2 separate regions of the Homo sapiens genome follow, and region 2 is linked to region 1. The links are chromatin contacts, found by Hi-C or POLR2A ChIA-PET in ENCODE. All regions are on one chromosome and are shown on one strand. The core of a region is the stretch at or near the end of the contact, and the rest is flanking DNA. Distances in the headings are between cores, read along the strand shown.

What was found. Hi-C counts contacts between places; a loop is a spot of excess contacts on that map. ChIA-PET counts read pairs that join two places held with the same protein, here RNA polymerase II (POLR2A). Pooled maps may share reads with other maps.
Region 2: a pooled map shows a loop between it and region 1 (3-fold over the local background). The contact joins two enhancer-like sites. A Hi-C loop is called at or near these places in 12 of 50 pooled maps. POLR2A ChIA-PET finds 5 or more read pairs at or near these places in 2 of 52 experiments (MCF 10A and activated T-cell).

What each region holds. Positions count from the first base shown.
Region 1 is chr15:59,801,921-59,806,136 of GRCh38, reverse strand. No RefSeq gene overlaps it. Among named protein-coding and RNA genes, the nearest start is that of BNIP2, 110 kb to the right of the region's middle. RefSeq lists a silencer at 2,205-2,254 and an enhancer at 1,987-2,515. Within about 2 kb of position 2,235, at least 3 of the 41 ENCODE cell types and tissues checked have a DNase peak (open chromatin) inside an H3K27ac peak, as active enhancers do.
Region 2 is chr15:59,917,813-59,921,916 of GRCh38, reverse strand. No RefSeq gene overlaps it. Among named protein-coding and RNA genes, the nearest start is that of FOXB1, 84 kb to the left of the region's middle. RefSeq lists enhancers at 2,072-2,181, 2,242-2,291. Within about 2 kb of position 2,061, at least 2 of the 41 ENCODE cell types and tissues checked have a DNase peak (open chromatin) inside an H3K27ac peak, as active enhancers do.

The DNA.
Region 1 (4,216 bases), core at 986-3,485:
AGATAGTTTGTTATAATTTCTGTTCTTTTACATTTGCTGAGGAGTGCTTTACTTCCAACCATGTGGTCAATTTTGGAATAGGTGTGGTGTGGTGCTGAAAAGAATGTATATTCTGTTGATTTGGGGTGGAGAGTTCTGTAGATGTCTGTTAGATCCGCTTGGTCCAGAGCTGAGTTCAATTCCTGAATATCCTTGTTAACTTTCTGTCTCGTTGATCTGTCTAATGTTGACAGTGGGGTGTTAAAGTCTCCCATTATTATTGTGTGGGAGTCTAAGTCTCTTTGTAGGTCTCTAAGGACTTGCTTTATGAATCTGGGTGCTCCTGTATTGGGTGCATATATATTTAGGATCGTTAGCTCTTCTTGTTGAATTGATCCCTTTACCATTATGTAATGGCCTTCTTTGTCTCTTTTGATCTTTGTTGGTTTAAAGTCGGTTTCATCAAAGACCAGGATTGCAACCCCTGCCTTTTTTTGTTTTCCATTTGCTTGGTAGATCTTCCTCCATCCCTTTATTTTCAGCCTATGTGTGTCTCTGCACGTGAGATGGGTTTCCTGAATACAGCACACTGATGGGTCTTGACTCTTTATCCAATTTGCCACTCTGTGTCTTTTAATTGGAGCATTTAGCCCATTTACATTTAAGGTTAATATTGTTATGTGTGAATTTGATCCTGTCATTATGATGTTAGCTGGTTATTTTGCTTGTTAGTTGATACAGTTTCTTCCTAGCCTCGATGGTCTTTACAATTTGGCATGTTTTTGCAGTGGCTGGTACCAGTTGTTCCTTTCCATGTTTAGTGCTTCCTTCAGGAGCTCTTATAGGGCAGGCCTGGTGGTGACAAAATCTCTCAGCATTTGCTTGTCTGTAAAGGATCTTATTTCTCCTTCACTTATGAAGCTTAGTTTGGCTGGATATGAAATTCTGGGTTGAAAATTCTTTTCTTTAAGAATGTTGAATATTGGCCCCCAATCTCTTCTGGCTTGTAGAGTTTCTGCTGAGAGATCAGCTGTTAGTCTGATGGGCTTCCCTTTGTGGGTCACCTGACCTTTCTCTCTGGCTGCCCTTAACATTTTTTCCTTCGTTTCAACTTTGGTGAATCTGACAATTATGTGTCTTAGACTTGCTCTTCTTGGGGAGTATCTTTGTGGCGTTCTCTGTATTTCCTGAATTTGAATGTTGGCCTGCCTTGCTAGATTGGGGAAGTTCTCCTGGATAATATCCTGCAGAGTGTTTTCCAACTTGGTTCCATTCTCCCCGTCACTTTCAGGTATGCCAATCAGACGTAGATTTGGTCTTTTCACATAGTCCCATATTTCTTGGAGGCTTTGTTCATTTCTTTTTATTCTTTTTTCTCTAAACTTCTCTTCTCGCTTCATTTCATTCATTTCATCTTTCATCACTGATACCCTTCCTTCCAGTTGATCGAATCGGCTACTGAGGCTTGTGCATTTGTCACGTAGTTCTCATGCCTTGGTTTTCAGCTCCATCAGGTCCTTTAAGGACTTCTCTGCATTAGTTATTCTAGTTTGCCATTCGTCTAATTTTTTTTCAAGGTTTTTAACTTCTTTGCCATGGGTTCGAGCTTCCTCCTTTAGCTCGGAGTAGTTTGATCATCTGAAGCCTTCTTTTCTCAACTCGTCAAAGTCATTCTCTGTCCAGCTTTGTTCCATTGCTGGTGAGGAGCTGTGTTCCTTTGGAGGAGGAGAGGCGCTCTGATTTTGAGTTTCTAGTTTTTCTGCTCTGTTTTTTCCCCATCTTTGTGGCTTTATCTACCTTTGGTCTTTGATGATGGTGACGTACAGATGGGGTTTTGGTGTGGATGTCCTTTGTTTGTTAGTTTTCCTTCTAACAGTCAGGACCCTCAGCTGCAGGTCTGTCGGAGTTTGCTGGAGGTCCACTCCAGACCCTGTTTACCTGGGTATCAGCAGCGGAGGCTGCAGAACAGTGAATATTGGTGAACAGCAAATGTTGCTGCCTGATCGTTCCTCTGGAAGTTTTGTCTCAGAGGAGTACCCAGCTGTGTGAGGTGTCAGTCTGCCCCTACTGGGGGGTGCTTCCCAGTTAGGCTACTCGGGGGTCAGGGACCCACTTGAAGAGGCTGTCTACCCGTTCTCAGATCTCCAGCTGTGTGCGGGAGAACCACTACTCTCTTCAAAGCTGTCAGTCAGGGACATTTAAGTCTGCAGAGATTTCTGCTGCCTTTTGTTTCACTATGCCCTGCCCCCAGAGGTGGAGTCCATAGAGCCAGGCAGGCCTCCTTGAGCTGCGGTGGACTCCACCCAGTTCAAGCTTCCTGACTGCTTTGTTTACCTACGCAAGCCTGAGCAATGGTGGGCACCCCTCCCCCAGCCTCGCTGCCGCCTTGCAGTTTGATCTCAGACTGCTGTGCTAGCAATGAGTGAGGCTCCGTGGGCGTAGGACCCTCCGAGTGAGGCATGGGATATAATCTGCAGCTGTGCCGTTTGCTAAGACCGTGAGAAAAGCTCAATATTAGGGTGGGAGTGACCCGATTTTCCAGGTGCCATCTATCACCCCTTTCTTTGACTAGGAAAGGGAATTCCCTGACCCCTTGCACTTCCCGGATGAGGCAATGCCTCACCCTGCTTTGGCTCATGCTCGGTGCACTGCAGCCACTGTCCTGCACCCTCTATCCAACACTCCCCAGTGAGATGAATACGGTACCTAAGTTGGAAATGCAGAAATCACCCGTCTTCTGCGCGTCGCTCACGCTTGAATGAGAACTGACGAGGGTTTGGAAATTATCCTCTTTCCTTCCCAGCTCCTCCCTAATTTCTAAATGCCAGCTTTTAAAGTGATTTTGGAAACATATTCAATTCTAATGCAGAGATTCAGCCTAATCTTTGAGTACAGTGCTGAATAAACCACCCTCACAGTGCATGTTTTCACTTCATTTCTTCTTGCGGCTTTCCTGAATAAACTAGCTTAAGCAATATCTTTACTCAAGTCCTATGTTCATTCAGTCCCTGATAGTTTAAAAGAATTAGCTTACTTCTTAGCAAAATTGTACTGATATCTGCAAAATTTTATTTAGTTCTGGTATAATTACTCAATGGGTAGGTTTGAGTTGTGGATACGGGTGTGAATAGACCATGACCTTCACTTTCCAGGAGCTCACTTGTCCAGCAAAATTACCAAGCCTGCCACTTATGTAATTTTAATATTCTAATAGTCATATTTTAAAAAGCAAAAAGAAACAAGTGAAATGAATTTTTACAATATATTTTGTTTAATCCAATGTATCCAAAGTATGTAATTGATATAAAAATTACTAAAGAGAGGTTTTTACATTCTTCATTCCTTGTTCTAAGTCTTCAATATCCAGCACATTGAACACATCTCAATTTGGATTAGTACATTCTTTCTTTCTTTCTTTCTTTCTTTTTTTTGAGACAGTCTCACTCTGCCACCCAGGCTGGAGTGCAGTGATGCAATCTCAGCTCACTGCAACCTCCACCTCCTGGGTTCAAGCAATTCTCCTGCCTCACCCTCCCAAGTAGCTAGGACTACAGGCATGCACCATCATGCCCAGCTAGTTTTTGTATTTTTAGTTTCACCATTTTGGCCAGGCTGGTCTCAAACTCCTGGCCTCAAGTGATCCGCCCAGCTCAGCCTCCCAAAGTGCTGGGATTACAGGTGTGAGCCACCATGCCCAGCCTTGGATTAGTACATTTCAAGAGCTCAATAAATCACATGTGGCTAATGGCTACTGTGTTGAACAGTACAGATCTGGGGCAGTGGTCTCCAAAGTGTGGTGCCCCTTATAGCTCATTGGAGCTTGAGAAGAAAATATATTTTTTGGGATCAGGTTAAATTTATAGGCTAACTGGGAGATAATTGACATCTTTATGATGGTAAATCTAAGACTATAACATGTCTTTCAATTTGTTTAAATATCCTTTTTGTGTCTTTGAGGTTTGTATCTTATATGTATTTTACAAATTTTGAAAGCTAATGTCTAAGTATCTTACATTTTTATTGCTATTGTAAATAAGATTTTTCTTCCTTTATTTGCTAACTGGTTGATATTTATATATACAGAAGCAACTAATTTCTGAATAGTCATACTGAATTCAGTTTTAATGGCTTTTCCATTTATCTTCTTAGGTTTTTCAAGTATCATATCAACTGCAAATGTGATGATTTTATGTTTTCCTTTTTAGATGGTTTCTTAGCAGGATGGCTGTGACTCAGG
Region 2 (4,104 bases), core at 812-3,311, 120 kb before region 1:
AGACTTCTGCTCAGGAATCTAGCAAAAAGAGCATCTCTTCCCCCAATAATTCTAGAAATGGTGCCAATCTCATTCATAAACCCTGAGTTGTGCTCAATCTTTAAGCAATGGCTGTGGGCAGGGGGAAGGAATTCTTTCACTGGTAAGGCCTAGATCACATGCTCACTTCTGGAAGGAGGAAAGGTCGGTCGTATCTAATCCAGGTGGACTGAAAACAGAAGTGGATCTCCAAAAGAATAATGTTACAAAATGGGGGTATTGGCGGTAGTGAAGGAATTCCAGACAGGCAAAAAACCCAGGAGCACTCATATCACTTCTCCATCATTCCTCTTCCTAGGGCAGAGGTTTTTAAACTTTGGTATACATAGGAATCCCCTACAAAATTTATGGAAAATACCAATTTCAGTGCCTTACCCTACTTCTAAGATTCTGATTCCATATTCTGAGATATTGCCTGGAAATCAGTCCTTTCTGCAAGCACCAGATACAGGTGGTCCAAGTATCATATTTTCAGGAATAAGGGCAATAAGAAAAACACATTTCTAGCCATTCTCAATCTTTGCTGCATGTCAAAATAAACATTTTTTTTTTTCTTGAGACGGCTCACTGTCGCCCAGGCTGGAGTGCAGTGGCATGATCTCTGCTCACTGCAGGCTTCGCCCCCTGGGTTCACGCCATTCTCCTGCCTCAGCCTCCCAAGTAGCTGGGACTACAGGCGCCCGCCACCTCGCCCAGCTAATTTTTTGTATTTTTAGTAGAGACGGGGTTTCACCCTGTTAGCCAGGATGGTCTCAATCTCCTGACCTCGTGATCCGCCTGCCTCGGCCTCCCAAAGTGCTGGGATTACAGGCGTGAGCCACCGCGCCTGGCGAATAAACATTTTTTTTTTTTTTCCAAATCAGATGCCTGAGCACTACCTGGCAATCTTTCAAAGCAACATTTGCAAGGGTAAGGCTGGCAAAGTAGATGTGGATCCACAGGTATTTCTAACGGGCCCTAAAGCAGCGATTCTTGACATTTACTATGTATATGAATGAGCTGGGATCTTCTTAAAATGTAGATTCCGATTCAGCAGTTTTATGGTAAGGCCTGAGATTCTGCATTTCTAGCAAGCTCTGAGGCAATACCACTGGTGCTAGTGCATGGACCATGCTTTGAGCAGCAAGATACTACAGGCTGAGGGCCACCCTGTGTATTCGATTTGCACATTTCAAGGTGTGTCTGAACGGGCCAACCAGCCTGCCAGGGTGCATAAAAAGACCTGTTTCTAATAGGATTTATTCATAGTGATATTTCTCACTTTCTTCCAAGATGTGTAGAGCTTATTTTACTTTATTTTATTTTTATTTTTCCTAGAAACAGGGTTTTTCCATGTTGGCCAGGCTGGTCTCCAACTCATGACCTCAAGTGATCCGCCTGCCTCGGCCTCTCAAAATGCTGGGATTACTGGCATGAGCCACTGCACCCAGCCTAGAGCTCATTTTAAAGTAGTTCAAAGTGAACACAGTCCAGCCTCTAAAAGCTGGAGTACGCATGTGTACATTTTTTATTTAACTAACACTTTGGTGCTCCAGGTCTCACCTAGACTCTGGAAAGACAAAGAAAAGTGAGACAGGATCTCTTATGGAGCTCACAGTGGGGGTGAACCATCATCCTGGTTCGCTCAGAACTGCAAGTGTGACTTTAGCAGTCACACTTTATCAGGGAAGAAAGACATGTAGGCCAATTAACTATATACAATTAGTGAGGGCAGAGGAGGAGTGATATGGCTTGGATATTTGTCCCCTCCAAATCTCATGTTGAAATGTAATCCCCAGTGTTGGAGGTGGGGCTTAGTGGGAAGTGTTTGGGTCATGGGGAGGCAGCCCCCCACAAATGTCTTTGTGCTGTCCTCGAGATAATGAGTGATCTGTCATGAGATCTGGCTGTTTAAAAGTGTGTGACACCTCCTCCTTCTCTCTCTCTCTCTTCTTTCTCTCTCTTTCTACACCTCAGGTGATTCACCCACCTCAGCCTCCCAGAGTGCTGGGATTATAGGCATGAGCCACTGTGCCCAGCCCTGACTTACATTTTTAAAACTCCACTCTGGCTGCTGTGTTGAGAAGCAACTGTGTGGTAGGGGAAGGGCATGAGGAGGAAGACTGGTTATGAGGCTGTTACAAGAGAGGATGGGAGCTCAGACAAGGCTGGATGCAGGGGAGTGGGTTTCTCTCTGTGGGTTTCCCCAGTCCCTGGAGAGTCGAGGCCCTTTCAACCTCTGGAGAACTGACTTTTCCAACTACTTGGGTGATCTGGGCAGATTTATCACCCTCCCAAGGCTTCATTTTCATCATCTGTAAAATGCAGACAGTCATATCTGCCTTTTCTGACTCATGAGGTTCTTGTGAGAATTGAATGAGATCACCGCTGTGGAAAGCATAGAGCAAAGCAGGAAAGAAAACAGGTATGAGTCAAAAGCCACCAGCGAGACCTCTAATCTGGCAATACCAAAAGAGAAATGCTGCTGTCTCGTCATTGGCTCAGACCATTCATGAAAGGGTGCTGCCGAATTTAAAGGTTAAACCCTAAATCATAGATTGAGAGGAGACATTGATGATTATTTGGTCAAGATCCACATCTCTCAGATAAAAGGAAACTGAGATGCAGAAATGAAGGTTGCTTTCCCGAGACAATGCAGTGAGAGGTGGAGCCACGCTAGAGTCTCAGTTCCTGGTCTTCCTCTGCCATGCGGCCCATCTCAAAGTCCTGTCAAATGTCTCAGTCTCAAAAACTAACCAAAGCACAATTAAGATAAAAGGAAAAAGAAAGCTGGGTGCTGTGGCTCACGCCTGTAATCCCAACACTTTGGGAGGCTGAGGCGGGAGGATCGCTTGAGCCCAGGATTTCAAAACCAGTCTGGGTAATGTAGTAAGACCCCATTTCTACTTTAAAAAAATTAAAATAAATACATAAATTACAAAAAAAGAAGGAAAAGGAAAAGAAGGCGCTCAGTTATGAGGTGTACAACAGCTTTGTAGCTTGCAGGTGCATAATAGAATTTGATCTTCCCAATGACTCCTGGAGTTTTCAAATACTCCCATTTTACAAATAAGGAAACAGAGATTTGGGAAGATCAGCCAAATGATCCCACATTACACAGCCAGCAAGTGGCTAGGAAAAGATTCCAGCTCATATCTCTGGCTTTCCCCTGCATTTAATGAAAACCTTTGGAGAGAGCTGAAATTGGCTTAATTTCAGAGAGTATTATCTCTATTGTTCTAATTATTCTCCCTGAGTCCTACAGGAGAGGATTGGAAAGAATGTTTTTTATTTGTGAGTGTAGTCTAGTGCTTATTAGAATTTCTGAGCTTTCACACTGGAAGTTTCAACAGGCTTACTGTGATGCTTTTGAAGTGCTGAGTGTAAATTTAAGTCTCAAAAACATTCTCAAGCCAAGTGCACTGATATATTTTTAGATAATAGCAGGAAAAGTTATGTAAGTGGATGCTTTACAGAGGGACACACACTGAGGGTCACATGCTGCAGTTTTCTGAACTGTAAAAGCAAAGAGAGAATGTATGAGATGAGGAAGGGACCCGATTTTGGTGCAGAGACCAGAGGCAAAACTGCTGTTGAAAAAGCAAACCTCAAAGACCCATCCTTGCTGTTCATCTGGGATATACGCTATGTCCTTTGGTTTTAACTTCTAAGTGATGTATTCATTTGAATCAAGAGAGCTACAGGAAGGTTTTAAAAAGCAGAACGGTTGTGCTAGAACACAGAACACAGGGGAAGGAACCCTGAGTTTGAAATGTCCGTGTATTCTTGGGGCCTAAACATGGCTAACATAGGCTTTGAATCTGCCCAATGAATGCAGGTTCCCTCCCCGTGCGCTTTCCCTTGACAGCAGACACAGAGGCCCGGGAGCTGTTGGCTTACCAACCCCTAGTCCGTTGGTCAGATATTGGGGGTCCTCAGGCCATGAGCCTGTGGGGTGAGTCCCCAGGGCCCTCCATGACCCTGAGAGCTATAATCCCCTCTGACCCCATGCTGTGACTGTGTTGTCACTACTGAACTTTATCCTGTTTCTGATTTGAACCCTAATCCCAGAAAGACTGAAGTCCC